Linked DNA regions of Homo sapiens: region 1 is linked to region 2. The links are chromatin loops, found by intact Hi-C in ENCODE. Cell type or tissue: heart left ventricle. All regions are shown on one strand. Each heading gives the region's core, and the rest is flanking DNA. Links, peaks and the distances in the headings are about the cores only.

Region 1 (8,311 bases), core at 153-8,152, 330 kb after region 2:
TAAGTCTGAGATGTCATTGGACATCCAAGCAATGATGGCAAGTGGATGGTTCTATATTGGAATCTGGAGACCACTGAAGAAGCCAGGGCTAGAGATATAAATTTGGGGAGCAGCAGCAGGTAGGGGGTTGTTAAAATCATTGAATCAAAGGAAGGTACAGGTAGGGAAGAATAGAGGGTCTCGGAACTGCACCCAGCATTGGAGGAAGGGCCAAGGTGGAGGCTCCAGCAAAGGACAGTGAAAAGACGCTGAAGTCAAGCTGAGAGAAGAGAAGCTGCACGCAGATAAAGCTGCATGCAGATAAAGACTCAGATAAAACATTTATACTATATTTAACAAAATATTGACATTTGTAATGTAGGGTTTTTATAAATAATTATAAAGGCAAGTCTATAGAAAATAAGTGAAGAATATGAACAGGCAATTTATAGAAAAATAAAAAGGCTAATGTTTCAGCCAAGACCCAGGCAGAACACAGAATTTACACCCTGATGGTTCAAATGATGGCAATTAAATAAAGCATCAGCTTGTAAAGAAATGCACAGAGTTAAAGGAATAGGCAAGGGATGATGAAGTGCCCAAGGCTGGCAGCAGCAGGAAGCTGTTACCTCTCCTATGGCTAAAGAGGCAGAAGGGGCTAAAGAGGTAGAAGTTGAAAGAGGGGCCACCCCATGGGAGCTGTAGTTTTAGAACAATGCCAATACCAGAGGCATGGGGCTGGAGCAGGAAAAGAACACCTTGACCTCTCTCTTCTCTCCTCCCACCCTTCAACCTCCTGTCCCCCAGCATTCCAGGAATCTATTTCATAGACAAACACACATACATACAAAATATCAGCAGAAAAATCTTCACACTAGCATTGTTTAGAATGGAAAAAACTGGGAACAATATTAACATCTATCAATAATATTGATGATGATGTTGATAAAGATTATGAAAGCCAATAGGTATATGATGTGTGTGCATGTATGTGTGTGCATGTGCACTTACTATATGTCAGGCTTAATTCTAAGCAATTTCCATGCATCATCTTGTTTAACAATAATCCTATGTGGCAGGTACTATTATTTTAGTTTACATTGAGTAAATCAAACATCAATAAGGTTCTAGTGAAATCATGGTATGGGCATACTATGGAACACTGTGCAGCCATTTAAAAAAGGAAATAGGTCCAGATATATGAATCTGGAAAGAAACACATTGTTAAGAAAAAAGTCGCAGAAGTATTTGTATAGTGTGATTCCTTTTATATTTTTAAAATAGCAACTCTGTGTGTATTTCTATGTGTACAGAAAAGATCTGGAAGGATACACTCAACAAATAATGGTGGTCACTTAAGCAGAGAGGGTTGGACCAATGGGAGTTGAAGAGGAGTGGCATTTTTATTTTACATATAATCAGTATATACTGACATATTACTTATGGATGAAAAAATAAAAGGATCAACTGAAGAAGTAAAAGAAAACAGAGGACAAGAACAAGTCCCACTGTTGAAACTGGGATTTCAACCAAGCAGGCTCCTGTCCCAGTACTGCTGCATTTTAGCTGTAAGTTCCTGGGTAAACACATTGCTTCTCCAAGCTCGGTTTCTCCATCCATGAAAGGCGAATATTAATCATGGTACCCACCTCCTCAAGCTGGCATGAGATGCACATGAGAGACGTGTGAGAGAGTGTACATGAGTCATGCAGCCTGGTGAAGAACGCCCTACAGACGCTCAACAGGGCATGCTCAGCATGTGCTGTGCTTCCAGCCCCTGGGAGGCTTGAGGAAAGTGAAGGTGGCAAGTGGAGAGGGGATGGAGGGCCCACTTCTGTGATTCTGTGGCCAGGACTCTAGTCCCTAGAGTTTACAGGGCACTTTCTTCCCTGCTCACACAGAGCTCAAAACCCAGCACTCGGGGTTGACTCCACCTGCATGCAGCCAGCACATCCTCTCTGTTTGGCAGGAAGCAAATCATGTTCAGTGGCTCTGCAGCCACATCCCCTAATCCGAACTGGGAATGGAGGCCACAGTCATTCAGTAGAAAAGTGAGTTAGAGAATCACACACGTACGCCTCTTTGACCTTCTAGGAATTAATACCAATGTTTTATAAAGTGTTGCCAAGCCACTTTGAGGGCCTTTTAAAGTAAAGCTCATTTGCAATTCACACATTGAGGTTGATATGGAACTAAGTGGTGCCAAGAGAAAGAGTTGTGTCTACACACTCCCCAATAAGCTTCTTCAGAGGGTTATCTCCACCTAATGCTCACTGACATGGAACTAAGCTTTACAGCCCCAAGAACTGTATTGGTGAAACAAAAGTCTGGAAAGATAAATACCAAACTTATACCAGTAGTTAACTCTAGGGTGTGTGTGTGTGTGTGTGTCTGTGTGTTTATGAGGGGGTGAGACATTCCTATTTTCCTTCCAGTATTGATACAGTGCTTGGCTCTGTTGTGATGAAGATTGTTTTCAGATATTTTACGTGAAAAAAATTAATAAAATAAGAAAAAAGAAAGGCACCAAATGGGATTGTTCTGTGGAATACACAATATTATAGACGTATGAAGAAGGACCTGCACTTCCTACACATGAAAGTAGTTACGATTTATAGAGCCCTGATTTGGTCCCAGGTGCTGTGTTACAAGTGCTAAGCTACTGAGTCATGCAGATGACTCCACAAGGTAAGCATTATTCACCCCATTTGCAGAAGAGGAAAGTCGGGGCAGGGGTAGAACCACACCCTAAGTCATCAGTGCATGCATTCGCAGATTAGTGTGAAATCACAGAGCAATGAGAAATGGATTTCCTCCTCCCGGACAGAGTCAAAGAACCTCACCAGGAGGCTCTCCCTCCCTCCCTACCTAAGAGTCTTCAGAGAAAACCTTACAGCATCTGTTCACATGATATCAAGGAGCAAAACGCCAGCGAAATTAGAAACCCCACCATTCCGCCTTGCTGGAAGGAGCCAGGGAAGATAATCAATCTTCAAGATGAGGCTGCGAAGCAGAGCAAGCCAGGCTTGGCCCTTTTCAGAAAAGACCCCAAACAGGGGGTCTGGGCTGTTATCTCCTGGACGCTGGTCCTGTAGCCAGCTTCCAGGGGATAACAGGGGCGGCAGCCCGAGAGGGTCCCCTTCTCTCCAGAGGGGGCAGGCAGCAGGCTCACAGCTGCCCTCTCCCAACATTAAGACAAATTTATAGGAGTGCCAGCAAGGCGTAAAACACACGAAGATAGGCTGTTCCTCACTCCAGCCTGGCTATTCAACCCCCTCACTCCTTCTCCAATTCTGCTTCCTCACCTGCTTCCCGTAGCTGAAGGCAGAAGAATGCCTTAAAGACCCTTCAGTCACCGACAGAACAAGCCTGGCCTGGAGCCGCTCTCTTGGTGGCCACGCCCACCGCAGCCCCAGGACCCCTGGACCCTGTGCAGGGGGCTGTGTGCCCTTCCCTGGCTCGGCTTCTCCAGATGTTCCTTGTGGCTCTCCCTCCCCTTCCTCGCACCTCACTGGTGGCAAAGAGCCAAAGCCCCCGCACACAGTCAAGCTGGCAACCCAACTACATGGGATTCCTATGGCTGCAGATGGCCTGAGACGACTCTCAACCTTGACAGGATCTAGGGCTGGGGGCTTGAGATAGTCAACCAACGCCCAGCCCCTGGACGGGGTTAGAGTCACTCCTCCACCTCGTGGTCATTGTTGGAACTACACCCTGGGAAAGCCTGTCCTGAGAGGCACTTACTCCAAGGGATGATGGAGGAGGTTTGATGATGATGGTGATGGTGATGATGTGATGATAATGGTGATGATGTGATGATAATGATGATGGGTCATGAGTGTAATCACTTACCTCTTGCCACTTTCTGCTCACATCACCTCCTCAAAAGGGCTTTTCCCTGACCACCCTGTGTAAAATAGCACCACCACTCTCCTTAACCCTGCCTTATTTTTTGTAGCACTTATCATCTAAAATATTATTAGTTTGCTTATTTGTTGTTCGTGTAAGCTCCAGGAAAGCAGGAGCTGTGTTTTTTTTCACTGATGTATCCTGTGTAGCTAGGATTACCTCACAGTTAGCAAGTGTTCAATAAATATTTGTGAAGTGAAGGGGTTGGTAAATGACTCCTCAATCTCTCCCTGTGCCCAGCAGTCCTCCCAGCTCCTGGCAAGGCCACAGATCCCTCTCCCGCAGACTGAGTTTGCCTGTAATACTGGGAACAATCCCCATGCTCGTCTGGGAGATGTAAGGACCCTGTGTTAGTCTGTTTTGCATTACTAAAGGAACACCTGAAGCTTGGTAATTTATAAATAAAGGAGATTTATTTAGCTCATGGTTCTGCAGGCTGTACAAGAATGGCACAGGCATCTGCTCAGCTTCTGGTGAGGTCTCAGGAAGCTTTTACTCATGGCAGAAGGCAAAGGAGGAGCAGGTGTGTCACATGGAGAGAGAGGGAGCAAGACAGAGGGGAGGAGGTGCCAGCCTCCTTTTGACAACCAGCTCTTGGAGTGAACTAATAAAGTGGGAACTCATTCATTACTGCAAGGATGACACCAAGCCATTCATAATGGATCCTCCCCTATGACCCAAACACCTCCCACTAGGTCCCATCACTTTTCAACATGAGATTTGGAGGGGACACACATCCAAACTATATCAGACTCCAGGTCTCAAATCTGCTGGTTTGGCCCCCACCGGCCTGTGGTGGTCTTGCCCTTGGTGGTCAAGACCCTGCCCTTGGTCCTCGCCTTTAGCATCTGCATCCCATGGTGTCATTCCTTGCATCTGCGTCCTCCCTGCCTCATCCCAGTGTCCATGCATGTTGCCCTCCCACTGATTGCCAGGCCCTGGGCTGGGTGTTTTGTGTTCACTACCTCTGATCTTCATGGCACCCTGCAAGGTGGGCATTGATTATCCTCATTTTTAGATGAGAAATGAGTTCAGAGAGATGGCACAACTTTGCACATGTGATTTATGCCACCCCTGTGTTTTCCAGAGATGGTCCCAATGATGCTAATGGGTGAAACAAATAAAGAAAAATACACATAAAATAAAGTTTCCATGGTGAGAAATTTCAGAAAACACTGGGTTCAGCAAAGCAGAATTTTTTCTATCAGGACTTCTTAGACTCTTTAAAATGACCATGTGCATGGCAGCCCCCAGTGGGGAGGGGTATATGCAGGGCACAACATTTCCCAAACCTATCTGAATTTGGAACCACTTATCCAAGGAGCATCTCACAGGACATGGCTTGGATAACAAATGCAAAATCGGTTTCAATCCTCCTGGTCAGGAATTAAGATCAGTGGATCAAGATCGGTTTCAATCCTCCTGGTCAGGAATCAAGATCAGTGGATCAAGATTTGTTTCAATTCTCCTGGTCAGGAGTCAAGATCAGCGGATCAAGATCGATTTCAATCCTTCTGGTCAGGAATCAAGATCAGTGCATCAAGATTGGTTTCAATCCTTCTGGTCAGGAATCAAGATCAGTGGATCCAGATTGGTTTCAATCCTCCTGGTCAGGAGTCAAGATCAGTGGATCAAGATTTGTTTCAATCCTCCTGGTCAGGAGTCAAGATCAGCGGATCAAGATCGATTTCAATCCTTCTGGTCAGGAATCAAGATCAGTGCATCAAGATTGGTTTCAATCCTTCTGGTCAGGAATGCCAGGGGTGTAAGTGGGTGAAAGTCAGGCCACTCCTGCGTGTATCTTATTTGATCTCCGCAACAGCTCCATGAAGAAGGAATCCTTATCCTCACTTTCCAGATGGGGAAGCTGAGGCTCAGGAAACTAAAGTAATTTTTCTATGTTGCCCGTAAATATTTGAAGCTAGTGGAGTGTGACTATTCACCGGGTGCTCTTGAATGATGGCGAGAGGGAAAAGGATTAAGACAGTTCACCGGGAACCAGGAGACATGGTAGTAGACATGGGATCTACATGAAAGGAGTTCAGGGAGGAGGATGTGACTGTGTCCAGTCTCAGGGAGTCACCCCAGCCCTGACACACGATGACTGCCACCATAACTTCCACGCTCCTCGGTCCAAGTTCTCAGGATGCTCCTGCAGTTTTAATTAAACGCTGTGTATGGTGGCTCATTAAGGAGAAAACAGTTGTTCTGTATCTAAGTAGCCTCAGGTCTCTTCACCACTTTTACTGCTCAAACAACATCGCAGATAATTTTATAGTGTTTGGACTTGGTATTGCCTCTAAGCCTGGCAGGACCTCCAGGCCAGAGCTGTGTGGCAAATCACTCTGCTCCAAGGACACCGCCCTCATTTCAACAAGGATTCCTGGTCAGGCCCTACCTCCTTTCTCTCTTCAGACCCCCTCCCACCCCAGGGAGGGGCTCCGCCTGCCCTAATGTTGGTGCCAGGATCCATGATGATGGGAGGTAGGCAGGCTTTGGAGGGGTTAGACTGTGTGTACCAGTTCCCACGACTGGAAGGTTGTCTCGCTTCTGAGCTCTGATACACCATTTGGCAACTTGGTCCCTTATTAGGTTATTTCATAGGAAAGGATTAGGAGCCTATTAACAATATTAGTTTACCCTCCCACAGCCCTTGCCACAAGCCAGGCATTGTTCTGAGCTCTTTACCTATAGTAACTTGCCAAATTCTTACAATAACTCTATAGGATAGGTATGGTTGTTATCGCATTTAATAGATGGGGTAACTGAGGCAAAGAGAGTTTTAAGTTTCTTGCCCAAGATTATAAACTATTAATTGGTGAAGCCAGGATTCAAACACAGGCTCTCTGGCCCTGAGTCTCTGGTCTTGACCACTGTGTTATACCATCTGCTAAAAACCCGACTTTCAGCCTTGGCCTTGCTCTTCGTCAGCTCCCCTGAGTAGGGACTGTAATTCTGCCACTGATTCCCAGCTCAGGGATGACAGCTTGATTGACTACTTATCTAGGTCTCCAACCATCACTTGATCCTGGATTGGCATCACCTTTAGCAAATTGTGTTTTCCAAAGATGGTACAGCAAGATCTTTAGAACGTTCACACTCCCTCTCTGAATCTGGACAGATCTTTGTGACTGCCTTTCCCAGAAAATGTAGCCAGAGTGACAAAATGTAGCTTCTGACGCTAATACAAGTGTCATGCACTCCTGCCTTTCTCTTTGGGAACTTGGCCGCTATGTTGTGAGGAAGCCCAGTTAGCCTTTGGAGAGACCCATGTGGAGATAAACTGAGGGCCCATCAAGTTCCAAGCTGACAGCCAGCAATGACTTGGCAGTCAAGTGAGTCACTTTGAACGTGATCTTCCAGCCCCAAGTTGAGTCACTCAGCTAATGCTATGTAAAGCAGAGGCAAGCTGTCCCCACCAACTCCTGCCCAAACTGCAGATTCCTGAACAAAATAAATGATTATTGTTGTTTTAAGCCCCTATGATTTGGGGTGGCTTCTCACATAGCAGTAGATAAGCAGAACACCAGCTGTGTCTGCTGGTGTGATTCTGGGTCATCTTCTCTGACATACCCTTATTTTATTGCTGGGCTCTATCTGCCAGGCCAGACCTCTCCCAACTTCTCTGTCCCCACAATACCTGCCCCTCGCTGATACAGAAAGAAGAATGGCTGGTGCTTTTCCATCTGCCCATCTCCCTGCATGTCACAAGGCGCTGCTGGCCTGGGCCCAGCTGCCAGCCATCCTCCCAGCAACACTCAGCCTCCAGACTGACTCTGAATTCCAGGGACCAGTTTCCTAGGCAGTGGGGCCAATTCCAAGCTATCTTCCAGCTCACATATTTTTGCTTCACCAAGAAAGCTATTATTTCTCCTTTTCATTGAGTGTATTACATCAATTATTTTTTGTTATAAAACTTATAGTTAGTTCTTTTGCAAATTATCCAGTCCATTTTTATTGTTTTTCATAGATCTGACACACTTTGAGTCCCCTTTTAATTTTAAAACATATAAAACATACTACTTTCATACTACTTTCGGTGTGATGGTTAAATTTATGCATCAACTTGACTGGGTTAAGGGCTGCCCAGATAGCGGGTAAACATTCTTTCTTTCTGTGTCTGTGAGGGTGTTTCCAGAATAGATTAGCCCTTGAATCTATAGACGGAGTAAAGAAGATCTGCCCTCACCATTTTGCAGGGGCATCATTTAATCCATTGAAGGCCCAAAATAGAACAAAAAGGTGGAGGAAAGGCAAACTCCCCCCAGGCTACCCCTGCTTCATGAGCTGAGACATCCATCTTCTGCTCATGGACATTGGAGCTCCTGGTTCTGCTTCTTTAGACTCAAGGACTAACACCCGTCCTCCCCATCCCACCCCATCCTGAGTTCTTCAGCCTTGTAGTAAATTACATTACCTCCTT
Region 2 (8,311 bases), core at 261-8,260:
CAGACATTATTGGTAATCTGATGACGCCATTTTTTTTTTCTTTTTGTTGAGATGGAGCTTCGCTTTTGTTGCCCAGGCTGGAGTGTAGCTGGAGTTGCTCACTGCAACCTCTGCCTCCTGGGTTGAAGCGATTCTCCTGCCTCAGCCTCCTGAGTAGCTGGGATTATAGGCGCCCGCCATCATGCCCAGCTAATTTTTTGTATTTTTAGTAGAGACGGGGTTTCACCATGTTGGCCAGGCTGGCCTTGAACTCCTGACCTCAGGTGATCCACCCGTGTTAGCCTCTCAAACTGCTGGGATTACAGGCGTGAGCCACTGCACCTGGCCACCCCATGTTTATATTGTATGTTAAACTGCCTACTTAATAGCTTACTTGACTGTCTAAGAGACATCTCAAATGTGTCTAGGAAACAACTTCTAATTTCCTTGTCACTCTGCCAACCTACTCCTTTAATCCCCCATCTCTTAAGATGGCAACACTCTTCACTTTGGAGTCACTCTGGATTTGTCTCATGATTCCCTGTAACTCATGCCCGGTTCTTTCACAGATTCTGTGGGTTCTACCTACAGTCCGTGTCCTGCACCTGAGCCCTTCTCATCACTGCCACCCTCCTCGCATGAACCCCCACTTCTCCCCAGGATTTCTGCAACAGCACCTGCATTGGAGGCTCTTTTCTCTAGTGATCACATCACTCCTGCTGAAATATTCCCTCTCCAATGGCTTCCCATTACACTTAGAATTCAAATACAGCTCATGAGGCCCTATGTGCACCCATTCCCAGCTTTCCACTTCCTACCACTCCTCCTCTCGGTTAGTTCACACAGCCACACTGTCTTCCTACCTCAGGGCTTCTCCTCCTGGAGTTGTTTTGAGATGGAGTCTCTCTCTGTCACCCAGGCTGGAGTGCAGTGGCGTGAGCTCAGCTCACTGCAAGCTCCGCCTCCTGGGTTCATGCCATTCTCCTGCCTCAGCCTCCCGAGTAGCTGGGACTACAGGCACCCACCACCACGCCCGGCTATTTTTTTGTATTTTTAGTAGGGATGGGGTTTCCCTGTGTTAGCCAGGATGGTCTCGATCTCCTGACCTCGTGATCTGCCCGACTCGGCTTCCCAGAGTGCTGGGATTACAGGCCGCCTGGCCCTTGGAGTTTTCTTATTCAAGATATTCTCCTGGCTCACTCTTTTACTTCATTCAGGTCAAAGAGTTCTTCCCTGACCCCTCTTATTACTCTGCTTTGTTTTCATAGCTTTTATGACATTTTATTGCATTTTTTTACTATATATTTATTGTTTATATGAAAATTTTCTACACAGGCCCCAGAAGGAATTTTATTCCTCACTAATGTATCCTTAGCATCTAGAAGAGTGGCTGGGGCCCATGGCAGGTATTTAAAGAATATTTAAGGAATGGATGAAAAGCATGGGTTGCATTTAAACTGGGACTTGACAAGGTGGAAAGATCAAGGGCATCGGGGATATGAGGAAGTTGTTAAGAATATAGCTGGCCATGGATTCATAGGAAAATATGAAGGTAGGGAGGTAAGGAGGCTGAGTAAGCTGGGAGCTGGGAGATGGGTGGTGGTAGGGGTGGGTCAAGGAATCAATGAGTGGGTGTAGCAGAAGGAATGGGAGACAGGAACTTGTAGTAAAAGGGAGGCTGGAGTTGGATATTCTAGAGAAAAGAAGTATGAGTCAATTGAGTGATTATGAATTTTCTCAGAATGGTGACTACATTTTCCTCATCTATCTATCTTCTGTGGTCAGTATTGAGTTTGGCACATACCACTCAATAATTCATTGGTAAGCTGGGTGCTGTGGCTCATGCTCATAATCCCAGTACTTTGGGAGGCTGAGGCAGGTAGATTGCTTGAGCCCAGGAATTTGAGAGCTGCCTGGGCAACATTGCAAGACCCCGTCTCTGCAAACGAAAAAATTAGGCATGGTGGTGCATGCCTATGGTCCCAGCTACTAGGGAAGCTGAGGTGGAGGATCACTTAAGCCATGGAGGTCAGGCTTCAGTGAGCTGCAATCATGCCATTGCACTCCAGCCTGGGCAACAGAGTAAGACCTTGTCTCAAAAAAGTATTAGTCCATTGGTAAATGAAGAAACCCTATTTCCACCAGACTCTGGGGACACAGTTTTATTCTGGTTCCTTGTATTTCCCAAATGCTGCAATGAGAACATGTTATTCTTATGCCCTGTTCCTGTCACAGTCAATGCTTCCCCTCCATTCATTGCCACAGGGGACACCTCCCTTCCTCTTACAGGATCCTGGGCAATGCAAATCAGGCCACCTGAGGGAGATAGAAAACCTTGCCTGATGTTGCCCAAAAACTGGTGGCAGGATCAAGATGCGGCCACTTTATTGGTTATAATAGCAGGTTCAACTAGATTTCCTCAAATTCTCAATTTCTGATACTAAGATTTTAGACTTATTCTAAATGTCTCTGCAGGACTTATTTTTGAATTTGCACTTTCCAGTTTCTGCTATTTCTTTTCAACTACTAAATAGCTTCCTCCTTCATTGTTCCTAGAGTTTTGCATAGAAGATCCAGATTAACCCTCTAGGTATCTCCCCATAACCTTGACATTCTCTGTTCAGTTCTACTCAGCAAGCTCTTATTGCATGCCTACTCTGTGCTAGGGCCTGTGCTGGGTGCATGAAGTCTGCAACTTAGCAATGTTTAACACAGGCACCATGATGCAAGTAGAGAACTGAAATCCAGGCCTTCTTCTCTGTGGACCCGAGCCATTGCCTCCTCTCAGGCCAGCTCAAGTCTTGCCTCTGCAGAAGCCATTCAACTCCCTCTTTTTTTACGTTCTTTCCCAGGAGATGGGTGGAAAAGACAAGCCCAGCCTCTCAGAAAAACAGGGTGAAATCTTCAGCCAACAAGAGAATAAACATAATCTTTGGCAATCTTGCAAAATTCATGACCAAAAATAGACCCAAAGCAAAACAAACACATCCCTTTACTCTTTCACTCCTGACAATTAAAAGGAGACCAAATCAGTCTATTTCAATAATTTTGATTCCATATTACACGAAAGACAGGAAGTCATGTCCACCAAGTGACCTGAAAAATATGGACACTTTCTACTTTTTCATGGAGTTTTCACTGTATTCTTTTTGTTTCTATCTCTTTCTCCCTTCTGCCCACTCTTCCTTCCCCTCCCATCCTCCTCCCTCAGTTCTGTTCCAGGCTGAACATAGCATACAGCAAGTGGATGATGTCCAAGGCAATTCCTGGGTCTAGAAATCCATCAAGAATGATGCCTGGAGTCCAGATCAGAGGATCCTGAATCATCTGCCCTTTTCTCAAAGTGAGGAACAAAGCAGTGAGACTTGGCTCTCTAGTTGTTTTTCTCCTACCCAGCCTCAAACCTGGCCATGTCTCAGAATTAAGCACTGGAAAAGAGAAGAAGCACAACTCACTTTGGTGGAACTTCATCCAAAGTTGCAATAGAAATATTGTTCTTCTGACCCTAGGTTTGAAAAAAGTGGATAGAAGTTGGGGTATAGAAATAAGTAGAATTAGAAGTAGGGATGATTTTCTCCAATAGAAATATTTCATCAGCCTTTGGACTGTAGAGCAGAAAACTTTTGTCTTCATAGAACATTGAATATGTAAGAGAGCCAGTTGATGACAACTGCTGATAGTGAGGGGAGACGGTAGGGGCAGGGGGTGGGGATGATGTCCTGGTAATGGTAATAGCCAATACCCTTGACAATGACACTAGTAGCTCAGACACTAGAGGACATCTGGTGATGGTGGCCTTTTCAGCATAGATAACAATGTCCCCAGTATCTTACATGGGCTTTGGTATCTCATTAAGCAAGGAGCTGTAATATTTAGAGATGAATGCCAAAAGAACACATCATTCCAGTGAGTGAACATATAGTTGATAAAAAAATAAACATGGCATACATTACAGTCACCCAGATGACTGGAGTTGTCAACTGGCACTGACAATTTCTAAAATCACTAGGGAGGAATATGAGGGGGCTGAAGGCCACTCAAAATAGACAGTGAAAGATCCAGAGGAATGCCATGTTTGGACACTATTGCCATCCTATGTTTATACCAAGATGACGAACAGAGCCAGGAAGCACGGATGTACTGTTTTAGATGAAGGCCACAGAGGCTGATATGTGAGCACTGCTTGCAGGTTACAAAGCCTTATTCCCATGTAGGGAACTATGTTCATGTGCATGGCAGTGGAAGACTGGGGTCAAAGAGACAGTCACTGAGAGACCAAGCAGAGAATGGGACATTTCTGTCTTTTATAGAAGCTGTGCAGTGGGTGGCGGGGAAGAGGGGTGTTGATCCTGTGAGATGATTTCCAAAGGTTCCCACTAGGTGGAAGTGTTGGTTAGTACATGAGTCAGCAAAGGTTTCTCAATGAACCAATTTTTTTTTTTTTTTTTTTTTTTTTTTAAGGGCTGAATGGGAAATGCCACTGTCACAGATAAGAAGATGGGGGTGGGGAGTAAGGGGTAGGGTTGGTGGTCAGGGAGGCAGTAACTTGGTTCAAGATCACCAAGGAATAGCACTGTCCCATCCTCCCTTGCCTCAGACTTCTAAGGACAAGGCAATGAGCTCAGATTCTGCTTCCAGTTATTTTTAACTTCTAATCTCTACTTCTACCACTGAAAACAAGAAGTGCCAGTCTAAGACCTATTAGTTGTTTTGATGGAATAGAGAGGTTAAGGGTCTTAGACGGTAAACCCTGTGGCTCCCCATCGCCTGTGAGATAAAGTTGAAATGCCGTAACATGGCTTGTGAGACATTTTCCTGCTGCAGAATTTCCTTACTTTTACTAGTCTGTTACTTGAAGCTCCTTAAATTCTCCCATGATGCTTTTTGGGTTCTGAAAACCTATGCCTTTAATAGGTATTGCTTCTTTGGGAAGCATCACCTGACCTATTTATGGAGATTTGATCACCGTTGACTTTGTGGCATTCCTTTACCTAATCTGTACTGTGAAGGATTTAGGTCAGAGGTTGTATGATGGCCAGGGACCCAGAACCACCACACATCTTCTCTACTAAATCAGTCAGGACTCTGTTGCTTGTGACAGAAATCCAATTAAGTCTACCCTAGACAAAAAGGAAATGTTTTTGGCCTCAGGGAGGGCATGGGTACAGCTGGGAAAGACTGGATGAGTGACAGTTATATTTTCTGGAACATTCTCACCGATTTTTCTATTGCTTTGAATGTCAAATTCTTTCTTTCTTGTGAAAGACTGACTCTCTCTGGTGGGAGATGGGGTCCTGGCTGCTTTATGCTCATCTCTTACCAACTTCACTACAGGAAAGGTAAAGGCTCTTTACAACCAGAATTCAGTTTAACAAGGACTGACACTGGCAAAAGATGAGCATATGCTCAAAGCAGGGCCAATCATTACTGTTGCTCTGATTGGCTTATCTTGGGCCACTTGCCCACCCTATAGAGTGTGATTGACAATCTCACTCAAACTGCATGATTAAAGTCAGAATAGAGTTTTTCAAAAGGAAAGTGCTCTTACCAAAAGAAAAAGTTTTTCTTTTCACTGGGTAAAGAATAGTGGATGTCTAGTCTTCTGCTCCCCAAAGAGACATTTATAAAAAATGAAGTCAGAACTCAAAGTGTCTCTTTATTACTTGACAGATCAGTGTCTTAGTCCATTTTGTATTGCCATAAAAGAATACTATGGATTAGGTAACTAGGAAAAGAAACTCATTTCTTATAGTTCTAGAGGCTGGGAAGTCCAAGATTGAGGGTTTGCATTTGATGAGGGTCTCCTTGTTACATACCATGCCAGAAGGCATCACATGGAAAGAGAGGAAGAGAAGAGGGCAGAACTCATCATTTTATCAGAAACTCACTCTGATAATGGAATTAGTTTATTCATGAGGGAAAAGCCCTGAGGACCTAGTCACCTCTGTTTATACCCCACCTCCCAACACTGTTGCATTGGTGATTAAGTTTCCAACACATGAACTTTGAGGGATATATTCAAACCACAGCAGTCAGTGACATGTAACCTTCAATACAGAGCTCTGAATTAAACACAAGGCTGGGGTTTGAGGTTTTGGCACAGATTGCTACCTACCCTCCACACTCAAAGGCCATGGATTAGAAACCAAGATACTTAGCTAAAGAGAGCTGAGCTTCAAACTGCAAGCAGGAAGGAATTTGATGAAGACACTCAAATAATAAAGATCATGAAAAACTTCCTAGAGCTCTCATTCCAGTTGACAGAATGAGTGCGCTGAATCAGGACCCTCTTATAGGCCTAGTCCTTCATCAACTAGTAAATGAGACCCAACCAACATCTCAGCAATATCTTTAGATGCAACAGGTCTTCCTTGTGTGTTGAGTAGAAATTAAGATGGAGAGGGTTGGTTGGTGGGAGTGGTGGAAGTGTTTCCTCATCAACATTTACTTGCTTTGTGTTTTATCAGAACTGTGAGCTCAGGTTTATTGTCCTCACTCAAGGCTATAGTCAACCAGGAATGAGACCTGCTCCTTCACTTGGGCAAGTTCCTCCCTTCAAGGTAAACACTTAAGGCTGCTTCCTAGTACCACTGACTTTTATAAATTCCTGAGCCCAGAGAAATGGGCAGTTCTTCTGTTGGCTCTAGTCTAGAAGCTTCTGAAATGGATAAACCAACACATTTGGCCCAAGCTCATAGTCAGATATTGACCCCTCAATTTTATTTCTTAACTCAAATTGTTGCCTGCCATGGATAAACCTGGTTCACTAGAACAGTGGGTACCTAAAGTAGCACACATAGAATACTCAGTGTGAAAAATGTCCCAAACAAACCATATGAATCTTCTCCCTTTATTAAATTCTCTCAGATATTTAAGCTCCAGTAATGAACCCTTTATTTGTTGCCATGGAGAAAATAAAATCTCCCTTCCCTTGGGGAAATTAAAATCCTAGATAAATTAAAGGCCAAAAGTCACTGTAATTTTCTTATTTTGCTCAACCTAAGCTAGGGACAGTCTCACTGTGTTGAGTCTGCTTACTCCCCTAGCCCTAGCCCCACTCCTCATCTTTCTCAGATCATTTCCTGCACCTCTCTGCCCAGGAAGCTGGTGCCTGCGAAGTGCATCCTGGAACCCCCTTCCTAGCTGGCTTTTCTCTCAACAGGTTCAGCCAGTAAGAGACACTGATAGGAGATTGACAGGTGGGAAAAGAAGATGAACTATTTCTTCCAGCTTCCTTCCTGCTTTGGGCCACATTTCTGGCAGTGGCTCTGAACTTGAATAAGCATAGATCTGTTCAGCAGCCCCTATTCCTCAGTTCTAGCTCTGATGAGCTAAGATAACCCTATTTCCTCTTATGATTCAAGGGATTACCAGGTTCCTACAGATGCTAGCCTTGGGTGCCTCAACAACCTGGTTGATTCTCTTAATCCTGCCCACACCTCTGAAAATCCTTCCATTAAGTCCTCTTCCTTTGAACCATATGAGTTGCATTCTCTTTCCTGCCATGAGCTTGACTTAATACTCCCTATGTACCTGGCACCAGGAAGCCTTGGAAGAGGGGGCCCTTCTCCAATGGCAGCATCCTGGGATGTCTTCCACTGGAGGGGATGGAATTATTTTAGCACTTTCACTGTTAAATTCCAACCTTGAGTCTCATCTGTTCCACTTTTCCTAAGGGTAGTCTTCCAAATAAATGGTAGATAGAACCTATGGATGTCATAGCACCAGTTCTAGACCTATACCATCTAGGTACAACCATAGCATTTCCTAAACAAGCATAATGTTTCCAGAACACAGCATATATTGCTGTCTCTAGCCTCACATTGCTGTTGCCAGCTACAGACACTAACACAGATGCAGGGCTCTCTGGGCGAATTGAAGTAGACAAAGCAAAAGAAGAGAAAGTCTGGATCTGGGCTTCACTTTTATAGGATGCCAGTTGTGGTCTTTAATAATGCTGTTCACCAATATTCACCTTCTTCACTCCAGGCACATATTAAAAAAAAACACCTATTTCCTGGTTCCTGGTTGGTTTGGCTCATATAACTCATGAAGTCCAAAATGATGAGCAGAAATGACCGGAAAAAATGTCTATTTGGGATAGAGGATTTAGTTTTTGGTGGGAGGCTCTCCAGAGTGTTCTTTATGGGCATTATGACCTGGCAAGTTCAGGTGGATGCTTCACCAGCCTGAGTGGTAATGAGCAGAACACTCAGGCCAACCCCTTATGGACATGAAGCATGAGAAAGAAATAAACCTTTGAGCCACCAAAATTTGGGGGTTGTGTTACTACAGTACAATCTAGCCTATCCTGATATAAAATATTTTTTAA

The links. Hi-C counts contacts between places; a loop is a spot of excess contacts. Peaks named below come from ENCODE experiments on the same cell type or tissue, not always from the same donor. Only the 100,000 strongest peaks of a DNase experiment are listed, where the experiment ranks them.
Region 1: it touches region 2 in a loop (9-fold over the local background); 79 of 110 quality-filtered maps call a loop at or near these places.

What each region holds. Positions count from the first base shown.
Region 1 is chr6:40,305,213-40,313,523 of GRCh38, forward strand. No RefSeq gene overlaps it. Among named protein-coding and RNA genes, the nearest start is that of LINC00951, 47 kb to the right of the region's middle. RefSeq lists enhancers at 2,812-3,379, 3,380-3,946. In heart left ventricle, for the core only: a CTCF peak has its summit at 3,672 (motif pointing left); a DNase peak (open chromatin) is centred at 3,582; H3K27me3 peaks cover 2,984 bases.
Region 2 is chr6:39,976,902-39,985,212 of GRCh38, forward strand. LOC102723789 (a long non-coding RNA gene) reads left to right here. Exons shown (of 6, transcript XR_001744112.1): 6 at 3,191-3,440. Among named protein-coding and RNA genes, the nearest start is that of MOCS1, 47 kb to the left of the region's middle. In heart left ventricle, for the core only: CTCF peaks have their summits at 4,346 (motif pointing right) and 4,549; no DNase peak of the experiment used is centred there; H3K27ac peaks cover 900 bases.